Regions from separate parts of the Homo sapiens genome. Here all the other regions are linked to region 2. The links are chromatin loops, found by intact Hi-C in ENCODE. Cell type or tissue: dorsolateral prefrontal cortex. All regions are shown on one strand. Region 1 has its middle 24 kb from the start of SPADH. Region 2 has its middle 4.2 kb from the start of C10orf120. Region 3 holds the start of HTRA1 (HtrA serine peptidase 1). Region 4 overlaps BTBD16 (BTB domain containing 16).

Evidence for each region. A loop is a pair of places that touch in the nucleus more often than their neighbours do. Peaks named below come from ENCODE experiments on the same cell type or tissue, not always from the same donor. Only the 100,000 strongest peaks of a DNase experiment are listed, where the experiment ranks them.
Region 1: it touches region 2 in a loop (9-fold over the local background); 71 of 110 quality-filtered maps call a loop at or near these places.
Region 3: a loop joins it to region 2, with 2.8 times the contacts of the local background. A loop is called at or near these places in 4 of 110 quality-filtered maps.
Region 4: it touches region 2 in a loop (4-fold over the local background); 50 of 110 quality-filtered maps call a loop at or near these places.

What each region holds. Positions count from the first base shown.
Region 1 is chr10:122,644,512-122,652,511 of GRCh38, reverse strand. No RefSeq gene overlaps it. Among named protein-coding and RNA genes, the nearest start is that of SPADH, 24 kb to the left of the region's middle. RefSeq lists an enhancer at 4,885-5,179. In dorsolateral prefrontal cortex, CTCF peaks have their summits at 3,396 and 3,605; a DNase peak (open chromatin) is centred at 3,611; H3K27me3 peaks cover 489 bases.
Region 2 is chr10:122,700,007-122,708,006 of GRCh38, reverse strand. No RefSeq gene overlaps it. Among named protein-coding and RNA genes, the nearest start is that of C10orf120, 4.2 kb to the right of the region's middle. In dorsolateral prefrontal cortex, a CTCF peak has its summit at 3,986 (motif pointing right); DNase peaks (open chromatin) are centred at 3,966 and 5,541; H3K27ac peaks cover 1,009 bases.
Region 3 is chr10:122,454,971-122,462,970 of GRCh38, reverse strand. It overlaps ARMS2 (age-related maculopathy susceptibility 2), which reads right to left. Exons shown (of 2, transcript NM_001099667.3): 1 at 7,947-8,000; 2 at 5,619-6,064. The coding sequence ends at 6,038. It overlaps HTRA1 (HtrA serine peptidase 1), which reads right to left and starts at 1,418. Exons shown (of 9, transcript NM_002775.5): 1 at 847-1,418. The coding sequence starts at 1,318. HTRA1-AS1 (HTRA1 and ARMS2 antisense RNA 1) reads left to right here and starts at 1,566. Exons shown (of 3, transcript XR_946382.3): 1 at 1,566-2,022; 2 at 3,060-4,476. In dorsolateral prefrontal cortex, no CTCF peak of the experiment used is centred here; DNase peaks (open chromatin) are centred at 260, 1,430, 4,070, 4,800 and 4 weaker places; H3K4me3 peaks cover 2,867 bases; H3K27ac peaks cover 5,733 bases.
Region 4 is chr10:122,275,747-122,283,746 of GRCh38, reverse strand. BTBD16 (BTB domain containing 16) reads right to left here. Exons shown (of 16, transcript NM_144587.5): 3 at 6,808-6,956. Among named protein-coding and RNA genes, the nearest start is that of BTBD16, 8.5 kb to the right of the region's middle. In dorsolateral prefrontal cortex, a CTCF peak has its summit at 3,915 (motif pointing left); a DNase peak (open chromatin) is centred at 3,926; H3K4me3 peaks cover 393 bases; H3K27ac peaks cover 1,126 bases.

The DNA of each region.
Region 1 (8,000 bases), 55 kb after region 2:
CATCAAAGGAAACTAATAAGGCTCCAGTAACCAGCTCTAAAGAAGTGGAAATCCATTAACTACTTGACAAATAATTCAAATAATTGTCTTGAAGTTCACTGAAAAGAACAGATTTAGTACTACATGAAATCTATGAAACAACAATGAAAAAAATTATAAGTTCATTTAAAAAATAGAAACCATAAAAAAGAAACAAGCAGAAATCCTACAGCTGAAGAATACAATGACTGAGCTGAAAAACTCAAGAGATCTTCAATAGTAAGCTTGATTAGCAGAAGAAAGAATCAGTGAACTCAAACAGGTTATTTGAAATCATCTGGTTAGATAAACAAAAAGAAGAAAGATGAAAAATAGGGGGAAAAGACTGGGATTTACGTGATACCATCAAGTAAACCAATGTACATATTCTGAGAATTCCAGATGCAGAAAAGAGACAGAAAAGGGAGAAAAACATATTTAAGAAAATCATAATTGAAAATTTCTGATATCTAGGCAGAGAAATGGACATCCAGATTCATGAAGATCAAAGGTTCCCAATAGGTTGAATCCTAAAAGGTTTACAATGAGACACAATATAATTAAATTTTCAGTAGTCGAAGAGAGAATTTTGAGAGCGACAAGAAAAGCAACTTATCATATACAAAGGAGCTCCCCTTAAGTCTATGAGTTAACTTCTCAGCGGAAACTTTGCAGGCCAGGAGAGACTGGGATAATGATATATTCAAAATACTAAAAGACAAAAAGTCAGTCAACCAAGAATACTTTAGACAGGAAAACTGTCCTTTGTAAACGAAGGAAATATAAAGACTTTCCCAGACTAACCATAACCAAGGGAGTTCATCAGTTCATAACCACTAGACCTTCCCTACAAGAAATGCTAAAAGGAATTATTCAAACTGAATTGAAAAGAGACTAAAAAAGTGAAAGTCTAAATTTCATTGCTAAAGGGTTTCCAGTCTTCTGTGTTTGATGATTGTTATAGCATCTGGACCTCCTCTTCCCTGTAGCCTTGTCCAGAGGCTCTAGAGTGACCAGCCATTCTGGCTTGTCTGGGATCGAAGGGTTCCAGAACTTGAGATTTTCAGTGCTAAAACTGGAAAAGTCCCAGGAAAATAGTACTGAATTGGTTCCCCTACCAAAGTTCTGGGTGTAATTTAAAGGAAAATCCAGTGATCAGAGGAAGGGAGAAGAGACAGAGATTTTATTAACCAAAGTCCCAGGAAAATAGTACTGAATTGTTTCCCCTACCAAAATTCTGCATGTAATTTAAAGGAAAATCCGGTGATCAGAGAAAGGAAGAAGAGACAGCAATTTTATTAACTAGGCAGCCATCCTGACACAATGGGAGCCAACCACATCCTGACCAAACTTAACCAGTGAGGCTTCCACAAAGATTTAAGAGTTCCAGTAGCTTCCTGATACCCCCTCCCCAACTCTTCTGCTCTCCTCACAGCACACAGAAGGCATCCCTCTGGGAGAAGGTGACAAGCTGGGACAGTCACTGTGGGTCTCTATCCTGAGAAGTTACTGATCCTGTGTTCCCTGTGAGTTTCTTCATAATTTTCCACCCCCACCCACCCCTCCAATACAAAAGTCTGAGCTTGGCACTATGCCTAGGCACCCCAGGCCAACACTCAACCCTCCAGTATTTACATACTTGGGAGAAGACAGGTATCAAGAAGCAGACTCCCCATCTTTGCCACCTGTAGTCCCATATGTAGAAATCTGCAGTGGTGCATGGGGTGGAGGTGGGTTGGTTGAGGAGAGATTCTAACTCATCAGAACACAGGAAAGCCTGGGTGGCTGTGCACCCATTCCAAGCCTCCTTGACCATAGAGAGCTCCCCAGCAGGCTGTGAATGAGGATGGAGCAGATTTTGAAAGCGTTCACTCCTCTATGTTCCCTGCTAGCTCTGTACAAATCTTAGATCTCAATCAGATGAGTCATTACCCAGCATGGTGGCCTCACTCTGCCTTGGCTTCTCCTTTGTCCTGAGCAGTTGTCCCAGGCCAAGCCCTTGGAGTCATCAGTGCCCCCACATGACTCCATCACTTAATCTTGGAGCTTAAGCCTCTTGGAAGATGCTGTTACAGAAACAAATCTTTGTCTCTGATTCAGCAGGGATGCTGTTCCTCATTTCGAAGCTTGGACAAACCATATGGGCTCCCAGGCACTTATAGGTATAGAGTTCCAGGGAAAACAGAACTGTCACCTGAAGGTTGGCTCAGGCCAGATATCCAAAGATGGAGCTGAGGGATATCAGACGTCCTCATGGCTAAGAGGAGCAGGAGAGGGAATTTGGTGCTGGACTCAGGCAGAGGGAGATGAGGCAGGACTCTGACGTGTGCCATCCCATAGCCTCCACCACCTGGCTTCCCGTCTTTGGCCTGCCCCTAACCTGTACCTGGACAGCTTTCCCTTCCCCAGGGGCCAAGAGTAGGCCAGGTGCCACAACCACTGCTTTCATCAGAGCCTGTGGGAGCTTCCCAAGGCATCTCCCTGCCGAGGTAGCTTTGGATTCCACACTTGCTAAAACACAGACGCTTTCCAAAAAAATTTAATGCCAATGAAGGAAACTTGAACATGGTGGCAGGCCAATGAAGCCTTTTTCCAAGCTCTCCTAGTGTATTTGCCCCTTTCTGGGTGAGCTGTAGGCAGTGGGGCATTGTGAAATCTTTAACAACAGGCTCTGGGAAGGTGGAAGCTTCCTTTGTAGCGTGATTTCCATGGTGTGAATCCTCCCCCCATGGCCATTTTATGCCAGCAATAAGACGCCATTGCATGTGGAGCTGGGAGAGCTGGGCAGTCACTCCGCGGGGGACAGTATTTCCAGCAGACAGACACAACGTGATGTAAATATCCTTGGGCACAGGTAATAGTAAAATGGAGTCAAATAACCAGAAAGTGCTGAGTTTTGGTATTTAATATTTTTATTTTTAATATAATATTTATTTAATTGTAAGACTCTACAATTTAATTTTTAATAATGGCCACATAACATCCAGCTTGTATGATTTCTGAAAATGCAGCATTTCACAGACACAGGTTTCCCGAGAGGACCTTCTCCCTCCAGTCAGTGCACACCTGAGTGGCCTTGCCAAGCACTCGGGACACTAAGTACTCCAGCCAACACAGGCAATGGGAAGAGATGCTGAGGTCAAAGTTTCATCCCCTACAGGAAACGACCATTGGCTGGGGCTGTCCCTGATTCCCACACACCAGAAGCCATTCAGGTGCCATCAAACCTGCAGAGGATAGAGCCCCTGCCCAGGGCAGAACCCCTTACTAGCCACTGCAGGGATTTGGATGCCAGGAACAGGGCTGGAGGGGACAAGATCTCAAGGGGCTGCTGAATGCCACCTTCAGCCTGTGGTAGGGACCAGGCAGAAAGGGGAGCTACCATCCACTCTGTTGTCAGACAGTAGATCGGATTCTGTCCCCTTAAAGTAATGGAAAGGAGCCAGGACAGGCTTTCACAGGAGTCCTTTATTAGAGCTGAAAACTGTGGAACCCCTTCCTGTAATGGACAACCACGGGCACTCACAGTAAACACAGTAACAAGTTCTTCAGGAATAAAATAGCTCCAAGGTTGTTCTGCAGCGCCCTCTGGCACTGGCAGGTGGGATAACAGGAGGATGGTGAGATGCTGTGGTTCGAAGGGGCTGGAGGGCAGCCTCTGTCCCTACAAGGTCACAGGAGACAGCTCAAAACAGGTGCCATGTGGCCCGGCCTTGTGTTCTCTTGGCCCCTGGTTGTCAGTCACTCTGCTGAAGGTGGAGCCTGGAGCAGGATCACCGGGCTATGAGCAGGTACTGGAGGTGCGGAGAACTTGGAGGAGCCACCACAGGTCAAGTGAGTAGTCCCGTGGGGCCAGCTGGGGTGTGGGTGTGGTGTAGACATCACAACCCTCCTTTAAGCCCTCCTTTTGCACCTGGTACCACATCTTACATAGGAGCTGCAGACAGGAGTGTGTCTGATGCAGTTCTCTGTGCAAACTCAATGTGAGGCCAGGCCTCCTGGGCTCCTGGGCTCCTGGTGCCTTGGGGATGATGGAACAGGGAGGAGGGAACCTAGGACCAGAAGTCAGTGACCCCGACTCAGACCCCAACTCTGCCACTCGCTACCTGAATCCTGTGCAGTTCTGTGCTGACTTGCCTCTCTCAGCCTCAGTTTCCATCCCTGCCAGGTGAGAATAATACCTGGCCACATGGAGGATTAGAGGATTATGTCCAAGGTGCCAGGCTGGCAGAAGATGCTTAATCAGTGTTTCCTCCATGGCATGTTCTTATGGATGGCAGAGGCTGGGGCAAATATGAATCAGCAGAAATGAGGCACTTTAGGTCAGTGGGATTTTGATACGGTCTTTTGGGACTTGGAAAGTAGATCTTTCAGGAACACTCAGGGCAAGCCTGCTGAGAACCCCGCACCAGGGTCCCCCTCATCCTCACAGCAGGGACCCATAGTCTCCACTGCTCCTTCTTAAGCACAGGGCACAACCTGGACTCTCTCAGAGGGATTTAAGGAGTCCTAAACCAGCAGCTCTCAATCTTGGAACAACCTGAGTCTGGTGGGTCACCAATGTCCAGGCCTACCCTCTGATTAGATTCTGATCTAACTGGCTTGGGTGCAGCCTGGCAGCAGCAGGTTCAAAAGCCCCCGGGCCATTCTCACGTGCAGTAGAGTTGAGCACCCTTGCCTCAAACCACAGTCTCAGTTGCTGGGAATCACAGCCACTTGGTGTCAGCCCAATCCTCCCTGAGTGTGGAGATGTGGTGTGGATGGGGAGGATGGGTCCCTGCTCCCAAGCAAGCCCACTTCTCTGTGTCCCCTGTGACTGGACCCTCAGTCACACTCTGACAGCTTTAGTCCAGAGCCCCTGTCACCGGTGGCCCTGTCTTCTGCTCTACCTTTCACCTGGACCTCACTGCCTCTTGCTACCAAACTCATCTGTCCCTACTAGCCACTCTCCTGGCTGGGCCCTGCTGATAAAGGGGCCATTACCTCCTTCCTTGAGAGGCTGCCAAGTGGCTAACACTGTGGTGGTTATCTGTGAAGAAGCACTGGCTACTGGGGCTATTTTTAAGGAGAGGGGACACTTCAGGAGGTGGAAATGTTTCCTGTGGAAATAAATTTCCCCTTATAATGGTGACCCCTGCATGACCCCTCTTTGTATCCACAGGTTCAAGTACAGAGCCTGGCTTGGGGCTGGCGCTCATGGGGACCACTCAGGGCAAGCCTGCTGAGCCCCCAGCCCCAGGGTCCCCCTCATCCTCACAGCAGGGACCCACAGCCTCCACTGCTCCTTCTCAAGCACAGGGTACAACTTAGACATTCATGAATGAGTGAATGAACGAATGAATGAATGAATGAATGAATGAACGAACGAATGAATGGATGGAGTTGGGATTCCATGTTGGGTTCCCAGCCTCTGAACTTTTTTGAATTCTCGGATGTCTGACTTGCCACTTTGTTACTCTGATTGATGTGTACCTCAAACCCGCACACCACTCCAGCTTCCTGCTGCTTCTGCATCTGCTCAGATCCAGTCCTGGGCTGGTGCCTGCATTCCACTGCATTGACATTGCTTTTCAGGGCAGACTCATGGTCACAGGGGAACCCTTAAGGCTTTCCTTAACTGCCCCAGCCTGGGAGGTTAAGGGTGAGTGTTGGGGGTGATGGCAAGGAGAATGGAAACCAACAAGAGACAGTCCCTGGGGCCCCCTAGCTCCTCTGACTCCTGGTAGGGCTCAGGACGCACTCTGAATCCCACGGAGGCTCATGGCGTCTCACCACAGCTGCCGGTGGTGGGCAGCTCTTGGGCAGCCCTAGTCAGAGCTGGCAGCTATGGCCAAGTCTCTGCTGGAATTCTCTGTCCCCTTGTCCTGGGGTTTCCCCTGTAGCCATTGCCCTGCTGGGGTCTCATGCAGCTCAACTCACACATCCAGAGTTAGGCTGTCTTAGCTGTCCCCTCTTGGGACAGGGGTCCTGAGATTGGCTTCATGGGGCAAACACTGGCATTGCCAGGGCAGTACACAAAAGCTCCCATTCCTGCCAAGCCTGACCTAGGAGCCCTGAGCCTGATATCTCTCTGATTTTCTAGGCAAATGTACTGCTTCCTTGGAACCCAGCTCATCCCTTTGTTTCTTCTGAGCTCCTTGGGTCACCTGTCAATCTCCTTCTCTCTGGAGACCTCATGCAAACAGGACTCCCTTCCTAAGGGCCCTAAGGAGTTTGCTTCTTTCCCTGAACCGCCCCAGCCCATAGTTCTGGAGATGAAGTGTCAAAAACCAAAAGAGGCAGATCCCTAGAGAAATGGAGGCAATCATCTTTAATTTTCAATCACAGCCACTGAAACTTACAATGCATTTAGCATTCTTGTCTTTCTCCAGGCTGCATCCTGCATATCCTGCTTTGGGAAGAACCAACACTCCAAGGACACTGGGAAGACACACGAGTTGCCCCTTCTCATTCTGTATGACAACCACCCCACCTGTCTGCTTAATTTGAAAGGATCTAGTTCTTAGGAGAAACGAAGGCAACAGTGGCCAAATTGACACTTACTCTGAAAAAGGTTCTTTATTCAGCTGGCTCTACCCTAAGGAAAGGCTGAGATTTATGCTACAGGCCTAAGAAGCGAGCTTATAAAAGGTCAGAAAAGAGGCCGGGTACAGTGGCTCACACCTGTAATCCCGGCACTTTGGGAGGCCTAGGCAGGCAGATCACTTGAAGTCAGGAGTTTGAGACCAGCCTGGCCAACATGATGAAACCCCGTCTCTACTAAAAATACAAAACTTAGCTGGGCATGGTCTAGCCTGTCTGTAATCTTAGCTACTAGGGAGGCTGAGGCAGAAGAATCGCTTGAACCCAGGAGACGGAGGTTGCAGTGAGTTGAGATTGTGTCACTGCACTCAAGCCTGGGCAACAAAGCAAGACACTGTCTCAAAAAAAAAAAAAAAAAGGCTCAGAAATTCCACCTAGAGAAAGCTCTGCTGTTACTAATGTTTGGCTTAGAGTTGCAGGTGAGGCTTTAGACGTTAGCACCTGTTTACCTTTGACATTTTGACCCAGCACTGAGCCTTCGGATCTGGGGAAAACCTCGCTCCACCTTTCTTCACCCCACCTCTACCCACCCCATCTTTCTTCACCCCACCTCCACCCACCCCACCATACACCTGTGCCAAGCTAAATGGAGTTCAGGTGCTGCTGGGCGCCAAGCTCTGCACCCTTGTTTCTTCCATCCTCTCTCGGGTGCCTGGGCTGGCAGAGCCAATATCTAAACACCTTCTCTGGGCTTCATATCTAGGAGCTCAGAGGCCGGCCACTGGTGCTGTGTGCCTTCCTCCCCAGGGTGAAGGCTGCCACAACCAGAACCACAGCCAGGAAGACCCCAGAAGAGATGGCAGTGCTGTGATACCTCCCCTGGGTGCTGGCTGTCTCCTCCACATCAGCCACCAACACGTCTGGGAAGGAGAGGAGACCACAATAACAGACAGGGCACCAGGACAGAGCCTGGCAGAGGAGGAGAGGAAGACAAGTAAAGGCCATGGCCCCCTGGGCATAGTAAAGGCAATCAGAACTGTTTGGTGGGAAAGGATAAAAAACTTGGAGAAGGAAGTGCTGAATGGGAAACTGAGGCCAGACCCCAATGGGCAGCTGACTGTCAGACTAGAGAGATTTCACGTTTATCAGCCAAGGAGAGTCAGGGAAGTTTTTCTTAGCAGGAACTGGGAACTGGGCTTTGGGAGAACAAATCTGGCCTGAGGCTCCAGATGAATGGGAGGGGAGAGAGTTGGGCATTTTAGACCAGCTGGGAAATGATTACAAGAGTCCCAGGTAAGAGGCCCCCAGGACGTGAGCTACTACGGCAGCTGCAGGGAACAGGAGGGAGAGGAGGGAAGTGAGCCTGTGCCCACAGGCACCTTCGCCCTGCCCTGATGTCCTTTGCTCCTCACTCCGACCCCATTGCATGCACCATTCATGAGACTTATTCTGAATTGCAT
Region 2 (8,000 bases):
TGGAGATCCTGTGGAAATGCAGAGTCTGATTCTGCAGGTCTGGGCTAGGACCTGCACCTCAAACAAATTCCCAGATGAGCCCAACGCTGCTGGCCCAAGAGAAACAAAGTTGCGACTCTCTGTGTGGGTCACTCAATAAGAGGTGCTCCTCAAATCATGTCTTTGGACCAGTGGCGGCAGCAGCAGCATCACCCAAGATATGCAGACTCTCAGGCCCCACCCAGAACTACTGAGTCACAATCTGCATCTCAACAAGTTCCCGAGTGAATAGCAGGCGTGGTACAGAGTGAAAGGAAGCTGGCCTGGGCAACGCCCTCAGCTGCTGCCTGTGAAGGATCAGAGGAGGCACAGCCTACATCAGAGGGATGAGACGATGCACAGCCTCCACATATATAGCGTGGGGTACTTTGTCGATTAATCTAAAAATATTCCAAATCAAAAAGTTTATTTTTTAGAAGGAGTACACACTGTGTGATTCCATTTATTAAAAATTATAGAAAATGGAAAGTAATCTATAGTGACAAAAAACAGATCAGTGGTTGTGGGACAGAGGTGAGGGGAGAGAGCGATTACAAAGGGCATGAAAAAGCTTTGGAGGATGATGGATATATTCATTATCTTATTGTGAGGATGGTTGTTTATATACATAAAGCCCATCAGATTCTATATCTAAATATGTGTAATTTATTTTGTATCAATTATACCTCAATGAAACTACAAAAAGAAATTTAAAATGTTAGAAATATTTGTCCTTAGATATAAATAATCTGTCCCTAAAATAAAAATAACCTATTAGACTCATCACTGGCTCCAGAAACCTACTACAAGTCCAGCCCACCAGCTCCCCAGGGAGGACGAATGCCCCCTTGGGGTTAGAATGTTTTAGATAGATGAAAGTTGTCGAAGAGACTAAGCAGATATTGTCTGCCTTGCCAGAAACAAGGCTACGCTAAGACAAACCTCGTCCAGTTTGTCAGAAGACACAACAGGATTGTCAAGAATAAATTCCACTTGAGAGCAGGAACTCAACAAGAGTTCCTTGGAGAGGGTAGAGACAATGGTGGACTCCACCCTTTCTTGGACCAAAATGTTTGTTTGTGACGATTGGAGTGATGCAATGAATATTCAGAGACTAGTATTTGCCACAATCCAGGACCCTCAAGCTCTTTATTGAGCATTTCCATGAATGTAACTTCTCACTTCATCTTCCCAACTACCCTCTAAGACAGGTCATATTACTATCCTAGTTGTACATATGAAACAGAGGCTTCCCAGTTTACATGACTCCCTAGAGACAGTAAGCTGTGTACACTGCTGGTGGGAATGTAAGCTAGTTCAGCCTTTGTGGAAAGCAGTCTGGAGATTCCTCAAAGAACTGAAAACAAAATTACCATTTGACCTGACAATCCCGTGATTCAGTATATAGCTATGTCATTCTATGATAAAAACACATGCTTACATATGTCCGTCACAGCATTATTCACAATAGCAAAGACATGGAGTCAACCTAAAAGAATAAACCCATTCTCCTATGTGAATTAATGCAGGAACAGAAAACCAAATATCACATGTTTTCACCTGTAAGTGGGAGCTAAGCATTGGGTACAAACAGACACAAAGAAAGGAACAATAGACACCAGGGCCTACTGGGAGGACAGTGAGGATTAAAACACTACTGATTGGATACTATGCTTATTACCTGGGCAATAAAATAATCTGTACACCAAACCCCTGTGACACATAATTTATCCGTATAACAAACCCACACATACCCCCTGAATCTGAAATAAAAGTTGGAAGGAAAAGAATGACATAGGCATTAATGTTAAAAAGAAAAAGAGATAGTAAGCTGGCAAGTAGCGAGAGGCACCCCTCTGCTCACATCCCCCCCCAGAAATAGGGTTGCCTGATAATAACAGGATACCCAATTAAATTTGAATTTTCAATAAAAATGAAAAATTCTTTGTATAAGTAAATGAGACATATCTGAAATTCAAATTTAACAGATGCCCTGTATTTTTATTTGCTACATTTGTCAACTTCATTCAGAGAGCCGGTTGTTAACATTTACTAGCACGCCAGTGACTTCATACCCATGCTGTTGACCATCATACTCTAGTATCTCTTTATTAGGATCATGGCATCAAAACCCATCAGAAAAGTCAACTAATACCTCAGGGTTTTATTCTGTGCCCTCAACTGACCACATTTCTAAAGAGAAAATTCAGGCATCTAGAGACATATTTTTTGGAGCTTTTTTTTTTTTTCTTTGAGACAGAGTCTTGCTCTGTTGCCAGGCTGGAGTGTAGTGGCATGATCTCGGCTCACTGCAACCTCCACCTCCGGGGTTCAAGCGACTCCCTTACCTCAACCTCCCGAGTAGCTGGGACTACAGGTGCCTGCCACCACGCCTGACTAATTTTTTGTATTTTAGTAGAGACGGGGTTTCAACATGTTGGTCAAGATGGTCTCGATCTCCTGTTCTCGTGATCCACCTGCCTCGGCCTACCAAAATGCTGGGATTACAGGCATGAGCCACCGTGCCTGGCCGAGCCTATTGGCTCTTAAAATGTGCATCTATTGGCCTTACCGTGAAGATGAACGCCTACCATATTACCTCTCCAAATTCAAGAACCCAAGCCCTCCTGTACTTCAAAAAAGAATTCCTCATGCCCTTCAGTGGATTTTAATAGCAGCAGAGGCAACCACAGGGGGATTCCCAAGGTCTCCTTTCAGAAAGATAATATGGTGTTGGACAATGATCTCCATTTAATTGGCCAAGGGAGGCTAGAGAAGATCTCTCCTCATGAGCCCTGATGCTGTTTTTCATCTGCTTGGCCCCCACTGGGACAGACTCCATCTCAGAGGGAAAGTGCTTGTTGGTAGGGCCTGCAAAGAACCCAGCAGAAATTCTGGGGGAAAATAAAAGACACATGTGGGCAGGAATGTCAGCATTGTTGACTAGAATCTGAAGTTTGATGAAAATCACCCTTTTAGGGTTTTGACTTCCCCAGTTAATAATCTGCTCCCCTAAGAGAGACAGAAGAAGCAAAGATCAAGCTTATGACACCTCATTGTGGCTGAAACCACTCCCAGAGGGCTAAATGAGAATTGGCCTCTCCTGCTCCTGGGTCTCACTCTTCTGGGTGAACCTCTCAAAAGAGGCTCCTCAAAGAGGCACAGCTGACCCCATTCCTAGGTAATGGTTTGGAACAAGGCTGACTGAGCCAGGTCTCCTCAACCCTTGTGCCGAAAGGAAGGAGACTGAGGAAACTAGGCATCAAAGGACCCTTTCATGCCAAGAAGGGTGAAGGCTCAGCCTGGAAACCGGGACGTCTGAGGCACTTTGCTGTGGAACCCATAGAATTCTGTCCACAGGTGCTCTGCACAGGCTGTCCATTGTCTGATCCTTCACAGGCAGCAGATGAGAACATTGCCCGGGCCAGATTCCTTTCACACTTTACCACGCCTGCCATTCACCCGGGAACTGGCTGAGATGCAGATTGTGACTCAGTAGTTCTGTATGGGGCCTGACAGTCTGCATGTCTTGGGTGATGCTGCTGCTGCCACCGCTGGCCCAGGGACATGCTTTGAGGATCACCTCTTATTGAGTGACCTACACAGAGAGTCACAACTTTGCTTCTCTTGGGAACTTGTTAGAGGTGCAGGTCCTGGCCCAGACCTGCAGAATCAGACTCCGCATTTCCACAAGACCTCCAGGAGATTCACACGCACATTAATGTTTGAGAAGCACTGACCTAGAGGACACTTCCCAGAATGTGGTGTGCCCTGAGCTGGTGGTTTTGTAGAGGAGACTACGATTTTAAAGAGCACAGCTCCTTATACAAGGTGTGGATCTCATGCAATGTTAAGAAGGAGCACCATTTCCACGCTTCAAGGCGGCTACCTGCATAGACTCAGCCTTGGAGAGAGGGAGATGGCCGATGGGTCTTTGGAGAGCCAGCCTCTGCAAGATCCACCAGAGGGAGCCAGAGCCCAGGGATGGCTGCAGGGGCAGCTGCCAGAGGGTGAGGAGTCCCCAGGGTTTTGTGTATGACTTATTCACACACCGTCACACTTTTTGATAGCCATTATAAAAATAAGTTGCAAAATATGCTTAAAAGAAAATAAGGTGGAAAAATAAAGTTAATAAAATGAGGATAAGACGTTAACAAACTTCAAAAGAAAAAAATATCAAAGGTTTTAGAGAGTGACATAGGAGAATATCACTGTGTGAATGTGTGTATGTGTCTCTGGGTGTGTGTATGTGTATGTGTGTGTGTTTATGTGTCTCTGTGTGTATGTGTATGTATGTGTATATGTGTGTGTATATGTGTCTGTGTGTGTGTTTGTGTGTGTGTGTATATGTGTGTATATGTATGTGTATGTGTATGTATGCATTTGTGTATGTGTGTGTGTATCTCTCTGTGTGTATGTGTCTGTGTGTATGTATTTGCATGTGTGTATGTGTATCTATGTGTGTGTATGTGTATGTGTATATGTGTGTGTATAATATGTGAGAGTATCATGAGGTAGGAGATGATTTTTTAAACAAGACATGAAAGCACTAACCATAAAGGGAAAGGCTGATAAATTAGAGTGCAGCTAGTATAAAAATAAGGACTTCCATTCATCAAAAGACACCTTAAAGACAGTAAAAAGGTGAATTGCAGAGTAGGAGTGGGTATATGCAACACATTTAACTGACAAAGGGCCTATATCAAGAACATATAAAGAAATCTAACATATCAATAAGAAAACAAAAACTAGAAAATAGTGAGCAAAAGACTTGAATAGACATTTCACAAAGAATAATCTCAATGGCCAATAGAAAAAGTGTTCAATTTTATTTCTAACCAGAAAAATGTAAATGAAAACCATCCAAGATACCATAACCAATCTACCTGTATCGGCAAGATGAGTATCCACAGGGATTCTCATACACTACTGGTGGGAATGTGAATTGGTAGAGAAAAGCATGCACGTAATCCCAAGGAGACATGTAGAAGAATGCTCCCCAAATCGGAAACCACCCAACTGTAAGCAACAGATGACTGATAAATAAATCATAGCATCATCATGCTAAACAACAATAAAAAGGAATGTACAAGCATATCAGTAAGAGAATTGTAACTTTTTTTTCATAAGAAGGGGCACAAAGCAGACACAAAGGAACACATACTATGTGAATCTGTTAATATAAAGTTCAATAATGGGTAAAATTATGTATAGAAACGAAAAGCCTGATATTTTAAAACTATAATACATTTAAACAAATTATTAAAAACCTATGAACTATAAGTAGGTGTCATGGTTAATTTTATATGCCAACTCGATTAGGCCATGGGGCCCAGGTATTTGGTATGATGTATTATTCTGAATGTTTCTGGGACAGTGTTTTGGGATGAGATTAACATTTAAATCGGTGGAGTTTGAGCAAAGCAAATTGCCTTGCATTGTGTGGATGAGCCTCACAAAGGCCTGAATAGAACAAAAGACTGACTTTTCCTGAGCAAGAAGCAATTCTGCCATCAGATGGCCTTTGGACTTGAACTGAAACACTGACTTCTTCCTGGGCCTCTAGCCTGCCAGCCTACCCTGCAGATTTTGCACTTGCTAGCCTCTGTAATCATGTAAGCTAATTCCCTAAAATAAATAATAGATAATAAATCTCTCTCTCATATGATTAGTATATATGTATATGTGTATATATATTTATATATATGTGTGTATGTGTGTGTGTACAAATATTAATTATAAATATTAAGAATAAATGAAATATGTATAAAAGATAAAGTCTACAAGACAAAGAAATAAAGAAAACATGAAGTAAAAGATGAAAGACAGATGTGAAAGGCAGTTCAAGAGAATTTGAAAATGGACCAGGAGATGAGATTGATGTCTATGAATACAAGTCAGGACAAAACCAGGTAAAAGTCAAGAATAAAACCTAATGTAAAAACAATTGAGGGGAAATATCTGTAAAAGAAAACAAAAGCAAAAAGCCTGGGAATGACAATGAAAGAGAAGGAGAGAAGGAAGTGAGCTAAAAGCAGAAGTTTGTGGAACCAGGTGTGAGAAAAGCAGACTTTCCCACAGTATAGAGCCTCATGGCTGTGGTGACACCCCGCCCAGGTGTATCCTTTCTCACCCTCGTTTTCTCTGAAGTCTGGAGGAGCTGGACCCTGACAATGACACCTTTACCTGTCTGTACCTGCTGTGGCAGGGCAATAACTTTTCCATCTAAATATCTGGAGTTGACCAGGCTGCTGATGCACCATCAGCCCTGGAATATCCCCACAAGCCCATAGCCTGAAGTAACCTTAGTATCACTGTGTATTTCCTTTTGGTCTTTTTTTCCTCTTGCATATTTGTATTTTTACAGCATCCAAATTATACCCTATATAAGTTTTATATTCTGCCTATTTTTGCATCCCATTATGTCATATTACAGAAAATTTTTTAGACTCAATTTTTAATGGGTACACGATATTCCATCAATTGGAGTCCAACAATCCCATCGATTGTTCCACAAATATTTGTTGAATGCATATGATGTGCCAGGTGTTGTATGGCTTGCTCAAGGTCACTTAATTAGCAGTTGAGTGTGGGACACATGGGAAAGTCAATGAATGCACTGCAAAAGGCATTTTCTTCACTGCTCAGAGGCCCTCTGCTGATGTCCAGGCTCACAGATGGTCCAGGTAACTGAATTTGCCTGTGTCAACTGGAAAAGTACCTCTGTATTTTAGTGCCTACATGGGTCTGAACACTGGCCCAACTCTTAATATCCACCATGGATTTCTGGTAAGGGAAAGGAGTTTTAGGACCTGTGTTTGTCAGCGATAACATGGCAATCTTTTTCCATGAGCTGCTTCCTTACTTTTTAAATTTATGTTTTCAAATACCTAATACATTCATGTGGTTCTACATTCAAGACAATATCTTCATGTATACCATGAAATGGCTCATTCCCACCACTTCTTCATCTGCTGAATACCTACTGTCTTACTAGTTTTTTGTGTATTATTCTGGTTTCTTTATGCAAATACAAATATATACATGCTTATTTTTTCCCTCCCCAACACAAAAGAGTATTCTAGAATTTATATATGTTTTCATCTTGCTTTTTGCATTTGATTATGTTTCTTGGAGTTATTTCCATATAAGTAAAGGTCTTCCTTCCTTGATCTTTTTGACTCCTATAGTCCTATACTCCATTGTATGGCTAACTAGAATTCTCTGACCAATTACTGGTTAATGGGTATTTGAATTTGCCATGAGGTTTGTCACCTCAAACAAAGTCACACTGACCAACCTTGGGAGTAATTTATTTTGTACACATAACTGGGTGAAAGGGCAAATACATTTATAATTTTGATACATATTGCCAAATTACCTTCCATAGAGTTTTGGCAATATCAATTCCCACCAGTGCCATTCTTAACCACACCTTTGAACAGGGTCTCAGGACAATTGTTTACTGAGTTAGCAAACTGAGCATCTGCCCTACACCATGCCCTATGCTGACAACCACACACCAAAGAAGAATAAGATGCTGTTGGTACCTTCTTTCAATAGAGGGAGAGACAGACTTACCAAGAAATCTGACTTACCAAGCAAGTCATTATGTGAGAAAGCACCATAGCATGAGGCAGAGAGTGCTATGAGAACATGGACAAAGGGTGATTTATTCTGCAAGGAGACATTCAGAGGAAGCAACAATTAAGCTGGGTCCTGAGAGACAAGCAAGTTGCCAAGGATAAGAGAGTTATTCAACACATGAGGGGACTGTGAACAATAGCTCAGACGCTTGTTTTGAGAATGATGGATAGTGTGGCGTTGATCAAGCATGAGGAGCTAAGGCTGAAGAGACTAGTGAAAGCCAGTGAGAGAGATTTTAGTTGACTGAGTCTTCCTCTTGTGAAAACTGAGCAGTCTTGTGGGTTTTTCAGTGGCAGTGACATGGTCAGATTGCCTCCCAGCCACATTCTCTATCC
Region 3 (8,000 bases), 250 kb after region 2:
GTCCCGCGAGAGAGTTAGACATTGCTCCATTCCACTCCTTCCCCCATCACCACCGTCTCCCCTGCCAGAACAGGTCCTGTGTGCGGCTGTAGGAACAGAGGGGTAGACTTCTTCCTCATCACTAACCCGGTCCCTTCTCCGCCTCTGCAGATTTCGTGATCCAAAGCCCGATTCAGCTTATTCAAAAGGAGCCACTTTCATTTTTGTAGGGCTGGCTCAAAACGAGGAAAGCAAGACAGGCAGCAACGCCGCCGAAACGAGAGCGGTGCCAAACCGTTCCCTGCTCGGGGTAGACTTTTTGGAGAAACTCCGGGGCGGGCCGGCAAACACTGTTCCTTTCCAAAAGAGTTACATACAGTTTTCACTGAGCGGTCCCGTGATCAAAGCAGTGAATTTTAAAGGGGACGGAGGACGTAAATAGAAGAAAAAGCAACCGAAATGACTTCTTGTGGTCCTGAAGCCGCTCTGCGAGGCGCCAATTCCCAGTCCTGAACTTCTCTCCTTCCTTTATGCCCCCATTCCTCTTATTTGTCCTGGGGTCCCCGCGCTGTGTGGTTGCCCTCAGGGCACTCCATGGCCGGTCGCCCGGCGTCTCGAGCCCCAGAGTGCAGGCCGGGCGTACTGGCATCGTCTGGGCGCAGAACCGGCCCCGGGCTGGGCGCGAAGCTCGGTTCCGAGGCAGCCCGCGGAAATCCGCCACCCCGGGGCCCACCTGCCTGTCCCCGAGAGTTGCCCTGGCCACCCCACAACGCTTCGCTGCCCCTCAACCTGCCCACCAGTCCCGCAGAAGCAGGTCCGAGCTGGGATGGAGAGAGTGGGGAGCTGCCCAGGAGCGCGGCGGAGTACCTTGGCCGCAGGCTCCGCGCTGCAGGACGATGACCGGCGGCCGGTGCAGCCTCTCGGAGCGGCGGCTGGCGGCGCGCAGCTGGCACAGGTTGGCGTAGGTGTTGGCGTCGCTGCCGCACACCGGCTCGCTGCTGGCGCACACACAGAGGCCGGCCTGCGCGCGCCGCCGCACCGTGGCCGAGGCTGGCACCCCGAAGGGCACCACGCACTGCAGCCCCTCGCCGCACGGGCCCTCCTGCAGGCCGCACGCGGCGCCCTCGGGCGCGCCGCACACCTCGCAGCAGCCGCACGCGTCCCGGGCCCGGCCGCCCTCGCAGTGCTCCGGCTGCGGCGGGCAGCGCGCCGGCTCGCAGCGGTCTGGGCACCCGGCGGCCAAAGGCGCCGAGCGGCCGGCCCGGGACAGCTGCGCCGAGGCGGGCGCCGCCAGCAGCAGCAGCAGCAGCGGGAGAAGAGCGGCGCGCGGGATCTGCATGGCGACTCTGGCGGCGGCGGCGGTGGCGGCGGACAGGGCGAGGGCCGGAGAGCGGCGCCGGGGAGAGTGCAGGAGGGCCTCGGGGGCAGCGGGTGCGAGTGCGCGCGGCCGCGCGGCCCAGCCCATTGGCCTCGCAGCGGTGACGAGCCGCCTTGGGGACGGGCACGGCGCCCGGGATGGGGGCTGGCCGGATGGCGGGAGGGAGGGCGGGCGGCTGGACCGGGACCGCCCGCGGAGGGGGCAGGGCGGGCGCGCCCGGGCACGGCGGTGCTGGCGGGGCGCGGGCGGGGCAGCGCACAGGCCGGCCCTCTCGCGGGACTCAGTTTCCCCGTCTGCGCGCCCCACATATTCGCTTTCCGCAGGTTCTCTCGCTGAGATTCGCGTCCTTCAAACTAATGGAACTTTGCAAGGGGGCCCTGCGGCGGCTTCGCGTGGGAGCGCCGGGGAAAGTTCCTGCAAATCGCCGGACTGGGGGCCCGCCCGGGAAGCTCGGACTGGGCCGGGCAGGGACTGCAGGGGCCTCTGCGCAGACCCGGGGCGTTGCGGCACCGCGGACCCCGGTCACGCGCTGGTTCTGCCCCCGGTACCCCGCACGCGGGACCCTGACCGCGGGGCCTCTGCGGCCGGACGAAGGCAGCGTCCGCGGAGCTGGCAGAAAGCCCGCGCCCAGACCCACAGTGAAGTGATAAAAGCAGAGAGCAGAAGTAATTCGAATAGAATCCTTCACACGTCTGATTCTTTTAAAAAGTTGTTGTGGGTGGCATGCGTGTCCGTATTCGCAGAGAGCCTAGGAAGCGGCTCGGCAGCTCGTAACTGGCGAGGGTGGAGCGGTCTCAGATGGGAAAGGGGTTTTCCCCTCTTTTGATTTTTCACCAAGTGCGTGATTATTTCAAAACACTTGTTATCAAAAATTTGATTTCCCACTGGAGAATCTTTGGTGCATCCGTTGGGACAGATGCGAGTCCGAGAGTCATCAGGAGGGCTGAGGGCGACCCTGGAGGTGGGTCTGGGTGCCCAGGCAGCACCAGGCCTGTGGGCAGTAGTCCTGGGTCCACACTGAGCAGATGGGCACAGCTCGTGTCCAAGGACCTGAGAGGAGGCCCTTCGTCCAGCCCTCATCCCGAACCCTCAAACCTCCACCCCCACCCTGGGCAGAGGCACCCAGGGTTGGGTGAGCCGGCAGAGCTGACTTTGGGATAGAGTAGCATGGGAGGGGGCTGGGGGCTTGGGGATTTTAATATTCTTCTGTATTTGGGTTGTTCCCTTGTGCACACGTTATTTTTCCAATACAAATAGTTTAAAAAGTAAACTCCAAATACCTATAAGCCCCCTCAAAGCACCTTCCAAATATGAACCTTGTTAATGCCCAAGGTCCAGAGGGGTCCCCCAGAAAGGCCCAGGAGCCTGGGGCATGGGAAAGCTGTCGGGGTCCCCATGCTGACTCCCTGGACTCCAAGCGATATTCCATAAAGCCAGGGCCTCCTGGCTGCGGGAGGGAGGCCTTGACCCAAAATCCATTCGGCCCTGGATACTGGAGAGGCAGAGGCCTCTGCTGATGAGAAGCCCTGAGTTCCTGGCTAGCTGTGGTTAACCACAAAAAATGCGGGGGGTGATGATTTTCGAAGTCCATCGGCAAAGAAAGACTCCCCACTGCAGTCCTGGGGCAGATGGAATTAAAAGGACACGTGGTGGTGAATAAATTGGTGATAACTTATTTTTGTCGAATTTCCTTATTTTACAGAGGAGAAAACTGAGGGCCAGAAAGGGTGACTCCCCTGAGTGTCATGCCACAAGTTGAGTGCTGGAGCCAGGACACCTTCCAAACCGGCTGTGCCTGCCTGCAAGCCCCATCCTCCTCCATCCCCCTGAGCAGCCAGACTGCAGAGGGAATGAGCGGACCGAAAACAGTGTGGCCGCAACTTCCCCACTGCTTTGCGGGAGGTGGAGGGAGTTTCTAGGCTCTTTCCCTGTTGGGGAATTAAGTAGCTGGGGATCCCACTGAGTCTCCACCACCCTCTCACCCATTTTCCACCCCTCCCCCACCACATATACATTCTGCTCCCCCAGTGCCAAATAACTTGCATTTTCTGGAACACACCTGTCTGCTTACGGTCTCTGTGCCTTTCTTTGCCCACATCTCCCCTCTTCTTGAAACACCCCTCCTCCCCTCCAGCGTGGGCTCATGTGACCTAGAGAAGCACGTGGGAGCCCTGTCATCTGGGGGACTTGGGTTCAAATCCCACTTCTGGTCCTTAAGTCTGTGACTCTGGGCCTTTGTTTAATAACTGGAGGAGTTTCATTAGGAAAATGGCAGTGACCACATATGTCCCTGGAGTGACTGATGTGCCACCCACAAGCTTCTATTTGGTCAGTGCTGGGTCCCATCGTCCCATCTAGCATGCTCCTCTTCCATCCTCGTGCCCCCACTCAGTGCCATTGTCTCTGCCTCTCACCCTCTGTGCTGCTATTCCTGCCCTCATCACCTCCTCCCTAGGGCAGAGGCCCCGTCTTCTTTACCATGCCCCAGTGCCAGCACAGTGCTTTGGCAAGTTATTCAGCACTGGGGGAGTAGAGTGTATGTGTGGTGGGGGAGGGGGTGGAGAATGGGTAAGAGGGTGATGGAGACTCAGGGGGACCCCCAGCTACTTAATACCCCTGAGGAAGTGTCGGCCGAAGTGGACCCACTCCTGTGACAGTTCACAGCCTAGAAGAGGCGTCTGTAACCACGGTGACCAGTAAGTGCCAGCCCTGGGGCCACGTGGCTGTTCTAGAGAAGGAAGACAGCACTACCCTGAGAGCCATGCTGGTGGCTTCATCAGGAAGGGAGTCAGCAGGGGGAGGACTGGGGGACCAAGCGGTCCCTAAGAAGCAGAATTTGCAATACCCAAGGTTTTAGAAAGAGCAACCTGGCAGGGCCACTGCACAATGAGATCACAGACTCACCTCCCAGCTGTGAGTGCAGCTCACCCCACCTGCTCTGACCCAGGCACCGGTTATGAAGAAGACAAGCAGCTCTACAGAGGGGCCTCAAGAAATCCTTCGAAACAGAAATCAAAGTCTTGCTGGAAGGGTTCTGGGCACCCTGGACTGTCCACATGGGAGGCTGTTGGTGCGTGTGCCTACGTGTGTCCATCAGTGGATGCACGAAGAAGGAAATGGTAAGTCCATTGAAACCTGGCCTCGTGGGCCCATCTCTGACCTTCCCTTAGTCCTAACGTCTCCATATCTGGAGGTAATGCTTTCAACCTGCAAGCGTTGCTCTTTCTTTTAGATTCTTCCCCATCTGCTGCCATTTATAAAGACGTTTTCTTAAAAGAAGCATTTTTCTTTTGATACATCATGAAAACTCATTTCTCACTCACCAGGCCTTGGCACGGTATTCTAGAGAGGATTTTTCCAGAGGAAAGGGGGCAGTTTTGAAGCCAAACAGACGAGTTCCCCAACATCCTCTCTGCAGCCCTCATTTGCAGCATTGAAGCTTTAGTTTTGAACAGGGCCAAGTCTATTCATGAATAATGAACAATGAAACACCACAGATGCCAGAGCCTTAATCAGGAAACGAGGCTTCTGAATAGGAATGGAGCAGCCATGTTTGTGCTGCCCAGGAGGACGATTTCCCACTCCGGGCCTCTGTTCTCCCAAATGTACAAAGGACCCAGAATGCTCAGGGGCTCCTATTGCCTTTCCTAAGTCACAGGATCTAAGATCTAAGGAGCTACAGTAATAATTTTGGCTCCTCCTATAAGCTTAGCCTATCCCTCTACTGCTCAGTAGTTTCCAGGGGCTCTCCATGCCAGTAGAATGAAGTCCAAGCTTCTTACCCTGACTTCCAGCGTCCCCCATGCCCCTCAAGCCAGGTTGTCCTCTAGATCCAGGGTGGTGTAATCCATCCCTACTCACCCATTCTCCCATAGCAACAGAACCCTGGCTGGGGCCATGCCAGCAGGTAAAAGATGACTTCTCAGCTGGTTTCACCCCCTTTCCTCAGAGTGCCAGACCCACTCCCATCCCCTCTGGCCACCCCAGCATCAGAGGTCGTAACCTCCTTTAACAGCAGGTACACCCTGATGACAAACCCACATCAGTTCAGTTAGGTTCGGTTCAGGAAAAATTTCCTGAGCCCCTGCCACAGGGTAGACACTGCTAGACACTGTAAAGCAGTGTCGAATGATCAAGCCCCTGTCCTCAAGAAGCTCAAAGTCTAGAATTTTCTGCAGTGATGGAAATAATCTCTATCTGTGCTGTCCAAGAGGGTAGCCACTAACTACATGTGACTGCCAAGCATTTGAAATGCAGCAAGTGCAAGGATGATCTGAATTTTTATTTAATTTTAGTTAATGCCTATCACCCGGGAGAGAAAGGAGGGCAAGAAAACAAAGGCAGGATGACAGGAGGGAATGCAGTGACAGAGAGGAATCCAGATGTTAGGAGAAGATTGGGCTGCATCTCAAGGGTTGAGAAAGATTTCACCAGCTGCACAGAGCAGAAGATGCATCCAATTGGTGATGACGTGATGAGTCCGCCCAGGTGGGGAAATTCCAGGTTGCACAGTGTGGCCGCAGGTGGGAAGAGAGTCCTGTGGACAGTTGAGGCAGCTGGAGGGAAGGGGACCAGTCTAGGTTGTGAGGGACTCCCTCTGTCCTCCTAAGGATTTTTGGCTTCACATTGATGCTGATGAGAAGCTCCAGTTGGCTTTTAAGGAGATATGTTTTGGCAGAATCACCTTGCTGCAGTGTGGATGATAGACTGAAAAAAAAATAGATTTAGTAATATGCATTTTTAAAGACACATGACGATATTTTAGGTTGAGGAGCACTTTAAATTAAGTTGAAGATGCAGTTAATGTAACTCAATAGGGTAAGAAGTATAGACATTCCATTCCTTTTGTAACAATTAATTTATTTCTGTATGATCTCTTCAATGTAGACCCCCTCCTTCCAAAATAGGACAAAGGTGAGGAAGTTCAAAATACTTTTGAGAACTTTTTTTTTTTTTTTTTGAGATAGAGTCTCACTCTGTTGCCCAGGCTGGAGTGCAGTGGTGCGGTCTTGGCTCACTGCAACCTCCACCTCCCAGGTTCTAGCGATTCTCCTGCCTCAGCCTCCCAAGTAGCTGGGATTACAGGTGCTGCCACCATGCCTGGCTAATTTCTGTATTTTTAGTAGAGATGGGGTTTCACCATGTTGACCAGGCTGGTCTCAAACTCCTGACTGCAAGTGATTTGCCCACCTTGGCCTCCCAAAGTGCTGGTATACAGCCATGAGCCACCATGCCTGGCCTATTTTTGAGAATTTCTGAAGCACTTTAGAATTACAATACCAGCATTTCTTTTTTTCTTTTTTCTTTTTTTTTTTTGTTTTTTGTTTTTTAGATAGGGCATCCTCTCGAGCCAGAGTAGGCTCAGAGACTCCAGCACTAGCATTTCTAATATCAAATCAAAACATTCATGTCTATTAGTTAAATATAGATACTTAAAAGCCAACCCCAGGCCTGCTGCTGCTCAGTTTCCTTTTAAGCCTTTACATTCTATGTATTTGTTAAGATCTATAATTCAGATCTTTTATTAATTTAGGCGAACCCTTCCCCTAAATCAGTTGCATGAGACCAGCAGTCCATCTTTGCATTAATTGGCTCCTTCCAACATATTTGCTTTAGAAAATTAAAAGCATGGCATGTGATCAAATTTTTCACTCTCCATGGTAAAGTATCAGACAGATACAATTCAAACAGAGCCCCAGGCAGCCACCGAAAGGTCTTGAATGACAGCTTGTCAATTTCTGTCACTCGGGAGCAGCTTGAAAAGCTGAGCGCGCTCACATTTAGAACATGCTGCCATTTAGGCAAAATGGTTTAACATTGAATCAAGGACATTATGAGCCAGAATTTTAAATCTGCTTGTAAAAAACAAAAATTAAGAGAGGGAAGGGGTTCAACCTTTGTGTTCTCTCATTTGTCTAATTATATATACTATGGCAAGCACAAAGCGCCACAGTTCCGTAAGCATTAGAAAGCATTTACTAAGCTTATTTGGCAACATGGTCTCTAAGCTGCTTGATGTCTAAATTTTAAACCAACGTGACCTGTAAGGCCCAGATTCTTTCTCTACAAACTTGCATTGTTGTTTTCTTACACATACAGCCAAGGCATTTTTTTTAATCCATAAATGAGCAGGAAAAATGAGCACTGGAAAGCCGTGAGAATATTGAAAGAATGGTACAGCTTTCTAAATGACTCCTCTAACAACCCGGACGAGAAGCAGGCTGAGGTTTCCACCTCCTTCAGTAAACCCTAAAGCCAATTCACCGGCTTGAGGGGCCACTCAGATGGCCTTCTATAAGCTTTGGGTTTCTGCTCACCCCATCACTTTCTCAGACCTACTGCGTCTTCTTGTTTCCTTTTTCTGGCATGTAGCAGGTGCATTGGAAGTATTTACTGATATTCCCAATTCTCCAGCTATTCAACCAGAGGAAGGCTGAATTGCCTAGGCCTCCCTGTGGCCAGTGGTGCTCAAACCTGAGCATGCATCAGAAGCACCTGAAGGCTGGTTAAAATGCAAGCTGCAGGGCACCACTCCAGAATTTCTGATTCAATAGGTCTGGGGTAAGGCCTGATCATCTGCATTTCTTACCAGTGTCAGGTGGTGCTGAGGCTGCTGGAACCTCCTCTGGGTTCCAGCAGGAGA
Region 4 (8,000 bases), 420 kb after region 2:
TCAAGCTAATCATATCTCGCCCTTTGGAAGAGTTTCCTCAGGTCACCATTTGCCGATCTGAAAAACTGTAGGCTTTCTGATAGCTGGCTCATAATGTGATTGCTGTGTTCAGTTTGTGGGTAGGCCTTACCGAGGAGATATTTCAGGCCATAATTGGCTGCCTGAATGACACCTTATTCAGTGTCTAAAACATTATCTAGCATATAGTAGACACTCAGTAAATATCTGCTGGGAGAAAAGAATAGAGGGTTCTGCTCATTTCTGGGATGTGAACTCACCAACATTTTTCTTTAGAGGTCATACAGGTCCCATTCTCAGTGTGTCCAAAAACTAAACCTAGCATCTACCCCAAATCCTACCCTGCTCACTCGGATTCTCATTTCAGGAAATGGCACCACCAGCCTGCAGTTGCCCAAGCCAGCATGCTGAGTGTTGTTACATCTCATCACTTGCCTAGATCTTTCGAATTTGTCCATCTCTCTTTGCTGTTCTTGCTATAGCCTTCGTCTAAGCCCCTGTGATCTCCCTCCAGTCACTGCCAAAGTCTCCCAGCCTCCGGCCCTGCTCTGCTCGGAGGCCTGCCTCCCACAAAATGCAAATTTGGTCTTGTCTCTCTCCTGCTGAGAATCCTCCAGTGTTTCCCCATTGCTCTTGGGGGAAAGCCCAAACTCCTTAGCACGGCTAACCAGCTCCTGCATATTTCTGCAGCCTGGTCCCTCAACGGTCCCCACTCCAGCCCTTCTCAGCAGCCTGCACCTGGACCTGCCAACTGCTGCTTTCATCTCTTGCATGCACTGCTCCCTCTCCCAAATGCTCTCCTCCTCGCCTTTCCCCTTGCTAAGCTCCTACTCATTCTTCAGAATAAACTTCATTGCCGCTTTCTCTGGGGATGCTGGGCCAGTGGCTTTACCCCTGCCCGTCCTGGGATTTTCCCCTTAAAACTCCTTCTGGAGTGTCTTGTGGCTGCCTGTTTACTTGTGTATCCTCTGCAAGACAGATACGGCATGTGTTTACTGCTATGACCCTGGCACAAGCCATCATGCAGGTGCTCAGCAATATTCATTAATGAATCCATGACCACATAGATAAACACCATGGACTCATCGTGTTAAGCCAGGAAGTGAAACAAAATTTGAGTCACATATTCGCAGCTTAAAGACAGTCATCCCAGAAAGCCAGCCAGCCAAGAGACATTTGTGACCACAGCTGCTCTGTGTCATGCAGTGTCAACTTCACCACGCTGTCTCCAACAATCCCAGGAGACCCCATGGGTCAGGGTGCATGCAGGAAGCATGGGTGGGAGCCCGTGTCCAGAATATTGCCAACTACGTGCTGCCCTTTCCAAGGGGGGAGGATGGCTGCCAATGACTCAGCCTAAGGCAGGCAGTGGGAGCTGGACTTGCTTATTCAACAGGAGCAGTGGAGATCTGACCCAAGCCACCCTCGCTTCCTCCCTCGATCCCCCTCGTGGCTTGGGTGACACGTCTGGAAAGAGCTGGCCAGAGTCAAGAGTTCAGACCGTGATCCCAAAATGGAGCCACAGACTTTGGAAAATATGGCGCAAGGTCCATGAACTCAACTACTCTCACAAACATCAGTGTCATCGGCTGAGCCAAGGGATGCCGGGAAACAGAGGTGAGCACACTGCCTTCTCCTGGGTGTGAGGGCTGCTTGTCAAGATATACCATTCGTCATGTAGGCTCTGCTGTTCCCAAGGGCTGTGGTTCATTTTAGGATCACTGGAAAAGTGAACGGAACACATGGCATCTGTGAGTTGTCTCACTGTTTGGGACTCAGTGGTCCCATTGCAATGCTTGGTGCGGGGATGCTGGGAACGTGCTGTTAGGCTGGAGCTCACGCCCCCAAGTCATGACCATGATGGAGAAAGGCAGAAGGGGAAGAAGAGGAAGTAAGTTTCTCATGGACATACGGACTTCCTGGAGCAAACTATCCAAAGGGCAAAATGCCAATTTGATTAACTAGGAAGAGTTACATAGACCTGGGGCTGGACCCCAGTCCTTCCATTTTCTGCTTCTTGGTCCCAGAGGAAGGGAGGAGTGAAAGAGTGAATGTTTGGAATAACTTGCAAGGACATGCCTTCAGTTAGCATTCTCTCTTTCATTGTCTCTGTGAAAGGTATCAACATAAAAATGGAGTTATGATGTGTTAAATACCCTGATGGAGCCTGGCATGGTATCATGCTCCTATAGTCCCAGCTACATGCAAGGGTGAGGGAGGAGGACCGCTTTAGCCCAGGAGTTTGAGGCTGCAGTGAGCTGTGATCATGCCTGTGAATAGCCATTGCCTTCTAGCCTGGGCAACTGCGCGAGACCTCATCTCTAAATCTCTTTAAAAAAACAAAACAAAAAAATCCACCCAACAAATAGAGGTGGGGAAGGCCAGGAAGGGAGAGTTCTCACACATGAATGCCTGATAATAAGAACTATCACAAAAGACTCTGCAAAACCTACAGCCACACACAAAGGCCATCACAACCTCACACACAAAAAAAGTACTGCGAGGACATCTGCCTTGCAACTCAAACTGGTGTCGCCCTTGTTATGGATCCTTGTAGCCAGGGATAATTATCTCAGAGCAATGATGTAATCCTCCTCACTTTTCCTTTAAAAACCTTTGTCTTGCCAGGCACGGTGGCTCATGCCTGTAATCCCAATACTTTGGGAGGCTGAGGCAGGAGCATCACTTGAGCCCGGGAGTTTGAGACCAGCCTGGGCAACATAGAGAGACCCCATCTCTACAAAACATTAAATAAAAAATTCAGCATGTGGTGGCCATGTCTGTGGTCCCAGCTACTTGGGAGGCTGAAGCGGGAGGATCAATTGAGTCTGGGAGGCTGAGGCTGCAGTGAGCTGTGATTGCACTACTACACTCCAGCCTGGACAACAAAGCAAGACTTGTTTCAAAACAAAACAAAAAAACCTTTGTTTTCCTTTACATCCCTGAATATACACGTAGTTTACAGTGGCACTGGTATTGCATTGCAATGCCTGTTCCAGAATAAACATCAGCCTCTTTTAGAGAGTCTTCCTCTCCTCTCTGTTTGTTATTTAGGTTAACGTGGGTCATTGTTCTCTAGTCCCACTATCCCAGAACTACTCTCTGGTTAAAAATAAATAAAATAAAATAATATAATATAATACAATATAATATAATATAATATAATATAAAAATATAGGGGTCCCTTCTTCCCATTCTTACCTCTTAAGCATGACCTCCTCCCACCCTTGAATGGACTTGGCATTGCGGGCAGAAAGGGAGAAAACCACTAGGCAGCCTCACCAGCTGGGGACAAGGAGGGCTCTGGGTCTTTCCTAGGGCCACAACCCCCTGAGCCTTCGTGGGGGTGCCCCCTCCCCAGTCTGGCCTGAGACACACCTCCCGTGCTGGATCTCTGGGTTTCCATGACAGCACGCATCCATACACGCCTGTGGACCCCAGGGACATGCTTGACACATGTGCATTGAGCGTATATGTGCCAGACACTTTTCTAAGCTCCTTACATGAATCATGTCATATAATTCTCACACAACCCTGTAAGACAGTATCCGTGATTTGCACATAAACTAAGGCACAAAAAGATTAGAGTACTCGCAAGGAAGTTAACATTTCCTCCTCTCAGCCTCCTCTCCCACACTCGGTGCCCCAGAGCCTGCAAAAGGACCAAGGTAAGACGATCAGCAGCCTGAAGATCAGCACCTCTGAGTGGCTGACCAGGAACTCCCTGCGTCATGAAAACCCAGACACGGCAGAAGGAAGTGTTGGCCAGCTGGGCACAATTACATACCCGAAATAGACGAGAAGCTGGGAGCCTGTTCCCTCAGCTTTCCATCATGAATGACCCTTTCCGTAACTCAAGAAATAGACTGGTCCAGCTCCTGTCCAAGCAGACAGCACCCCCAGGTGGGAAAAGCAGCAATGACACCATCCATGACATGAACACAGCTTGCCAGGTGGGGCAGAAACAGCCATGTAGTGCTTTGGGGGATATAACGTATGTTGCATGGGGCATTCCAGGCCCTTACTGACAGTGGAGTTTGCCACCTGAGAGTTGCCTGATGCCTGAAGGTTCACAAGAATTACCAGGAATAAGCCCTTCATGTTATACACACCCTTTATTCTTTCTAAGAAGTTACTCACAATCACATGGAACAAATTCCTATTGTGAACACAAAGAAAAGATGTGTGTGTGTGTGTGTGTGTGTGTGTGTGTGTGTTTCTCTTTCTCTGTCTCTTTTTTATTTTTAGAGACAAATCTCCCTCTGTCTCCCAGGCTGGAGTGAAACGGCACAATCATAGGTCACTGCATGCAGCCTCAATCTCCTTGGCTCAAGTGATCCTCCCACCTCAGTCTCCCAAGCAGCTGGTACTACAGGTTCAAGCCAGCATACCTGGCTAATTTTAAAATTTTTTGTAAAGACAGGGTCTCACCATGTTGCCCCATGCTGGTCTCAAATTCCTAGCCTCAAGCAATCCTCCCACCTAGACCTCCCAAAGCACTAGGATGACAAGTATGAGCCACCATGCCCAGACAAGTTTGTGTTTATTACAGAACATCAGTTTCTCCCATACTCAGTAGACTGCACCAGTGACTTCAATTCTTCATCCCTCCCTCTGTCCAAACCTTTTGCCTCCATACTGCAAAGTTTCTCTCCATAAGGAGACGGAGTGTGTTTTCTGTCCCTTGACTGGGAGTTTGGCCACGTGACTTGCCTCAGTTCATGGGGCCTAGTGAATGTGAAATGGTGGAAGATTTGAAAGACACATGAGCTCCTGGGCTTACCCTCATGCCCTCTGCTGTCACCATGATAAGCATGTGCCCAGGCTAGCCCACTATCTCAGGAGGAGGACAAGAGGCTCATGGAACAGAGCCCAAGTGCCCTGGCAGAACCAATCCTGAATCAGCTGAGCACCAGATGCGTGGCAGTAGACATACCCAGAACACCTGAGAGTATCTGCTGCCTCTGGACATGCAGCTTCCCAATATCACAAAGGAGAGGGCCAGATGTGTAAAAGCTTCTCCCCAGAAGACCGGCTCCTCTGCCCCTGTTGTGCTGGAGGAAGGTGTTGTCCTGGAGGAAGGAACTGGGGAAGGTGCAAGGAGGCAGAGTGAAATAAAGGGGGTGTTGACTGGCAGAGCACAGAGCTGAGACACCCCAAGATGAAATCACCGGGATTAATTACTAAAATGCTGCCCAGGCAATAAAGAAAATAGTTCTGTTTACTAAGCATCTACTATTTGCCAGAAACAGTGCAAAGCATTTTCAATATATGGCTTCATTTAATCCTCAAGATGACTCTTCATCTTGAAGAAGGTGCTCTATAACCATTTGAAAGATGAGGAAACTGAGGCCCAAAGAGGGTTAGCCACTGACTAAAGGTCACAGAATTAGTAAGTGAAGAAGTGGAGATTCCAGCCCCATTGATAGACTGCTTTTAACAGTCCAAATGCCCAGCACCAAATGCCATTTCAACACCCCACCCCTCAGGCCACTGCCTCCAGTTTAGCTCAGTGACTCACAGAGATTTAGTTCTTGCTGCCCAGACCCTCTCATCAGCTTTTGGGATCATTTTGCCTCTGTTCCTAGGCCTAGCTCCAGCACCTGCATCCCTGGCCGAGCCCTGGCACTAAGGAACTCGGCAACGGAAAAGTGTTGGCCAGTGGCTCTAGAGAGGGAAGATTTGGCTACTCGCTGAAGAAAGATTGAGCAGGCAGTTCTTCTGTGCCAGGTGCTGTCCCAGGAGTACAGTCCATGCTCACTTTGATTTGGCTGTGAGCTCACAAGACTGATGCTGCCAGCCTAAGGATGGTAACGGCATCAAGCCAGGTCCATGGCACCAGGGAAATGAGGTGTACCTTCTGCAATAGGGTTGCTACAAATTACATGTTTGTTTCCTCCAAACCTCGTGTAGAAATTTGATCCCCAATGTTGGAGGTGGGGCCTAATGGGAGGCATTTTGGTCATAAGGGCAGATCCCTCATGAATAGATTAATACCATCCCTCAGGGGTGGGTTCTTACTCTCTTAGTTCCCACAAGAGCCGGTTGTCAACAAGAGCCTGGGACCTCCCCTCTCTCCTCTCTCTTGCTTCCTCGCTTGCCATGTGATCTCTGCACACTCGGCTCCTCTTTGCCTTCCACCATGAGTACAAGCAGACTGAGGCCCTCACCAGAAGCTGAGCAGATGCTGGCGCCATGCTTCTTGTACAGCCTGCAGAACCTTGAGCCAAATAAACCTTTTTTCTTTATAAATTTCTGATCCTTAGGTATTTCCTTATAGCAACACAAACAGACTAAGGCAAGGGTCCAGCTCTGTGTTTCCAGGAGAGGCAAGAGAGAACTCATCACATGGAGAAGTGGGTCTAGCCTACTGCTCGGAATGCCATGAGATTGAGAGAGGATCAATTCATTGGGTGAAAATGGACATTTACAAGCTGTCTAAACACTGAGCCAGGACTAACTAAGTTTTGTTTGTCAAAAAATCAGTTGGTCCCTGGATAATAAACTCAGAATCCTGTTTGGGTTCAAAGTTCCCACTGGGAAGAAAAATTGTAAAAAAAAAAAAAAAAAAATTCAATCTTTCTCTGCACTTTTGTAACCACCCACATTCTCAGAGGTAGTAGTCACTTATGACCCTGTCCATGCCTGAGAGCTGGCTCCAGAGGGAGCCTTCCTTGCAGATGTGCCCTTGACAGCCACTGCAGCCAATCAGAGTGGCCCGGTCATCAGGCACCTCCCCTCCCAGGAATAATGGGCCATTCCCTCCCACAAACCTTTGAGTCTCCATACCTGTCTGGGTTCCTCAAAGCTTCCTCAAAGTCTATGCTCAGAGCCTTGCACATCTGGGAAAGTGAGAGCAGGTCCCCAGAGAAAGGCTGTTTGGGCAAACGCCACCGGTTGGTTGAGCCAGTGACCCGGCGTTCCAGCCGAGCTTTGTGCTGCTTGGTAATCAAAGAAAGAGAAGACATCTTTTTTTCTAACTTCACATAAATGCCAGATTTTCCAAATTGTATAGCAAGAAGGAAATCAAGACAAATTTTACAGTGCTGGTTAATTTTTGAACATGGCTAATATTTCTCACAAGACAACTCAAGGCAAAGACACTGTATTCCATAGACCAAGGATCTCAAGCTACAAAGTAATTTGGAATTTAGGATCTAGGACAAGAGGTGTCAGAGGGTAAGAGGTCAAGGAGAAAGACTGTTTTTTGCAGGTAGCTCTCTGAAGAATCCACAGGCAGGGATAGTATTAGGCTTTAAGTACTGTCCTTTGAGTACGTATCCTAACTTGTCATACAAAGAGATATTAAACTGTGGAGATCTTGGGCAAGGAATTTTTTTAATGGTGGTAAAATATACAAAACATAAAATTGTATCTATTTTACAGTGTACAATTTGGTGGCATTTAGAACATTTACAACGTTATGCAACCAATACCACTACCTAATTCCAGAACATTTTCATTATCCCCAAAAGAAATTCCATACCCATTAAATTGTCACTCCCTGTTCCCATGTCCCCAGCCCGGGACAACCACTAACCTGCTTTCTCAGATTAGCCCCTATGTTCTGACTTTATGTTTTCACCTGTTCTGGGTATTGCATACAAGTGGAATCACACAATATGTGGCCTTTTGTGGATGGCATCTTTCACATAACATAATGTTTTCAAGGTTCATCCATGTATTGGTACTTCATTCTTTTAAGGCTGAATAATATTCCACTGTGTAAATATTCCACATTTTGCTTATTCCTTCATCAGTTGATGGACACTTGGGTTTTTTATACCTTTTGGCTATTGTGAAGAGTGCTGTGAATATTCATGGGCAAGTTTTTTTTTGAACACCTGTCTTTTTATTCTTTTGGTTATATGCCCAGGAGCAGAACTGCTCAGTCTTAGACATTTTCTTGAGGCTCCAGGGGAAATTCAGCAATTTACATAAAAAAGAAGGACGATACCCAGCATGGATGTAAACCTTAGACT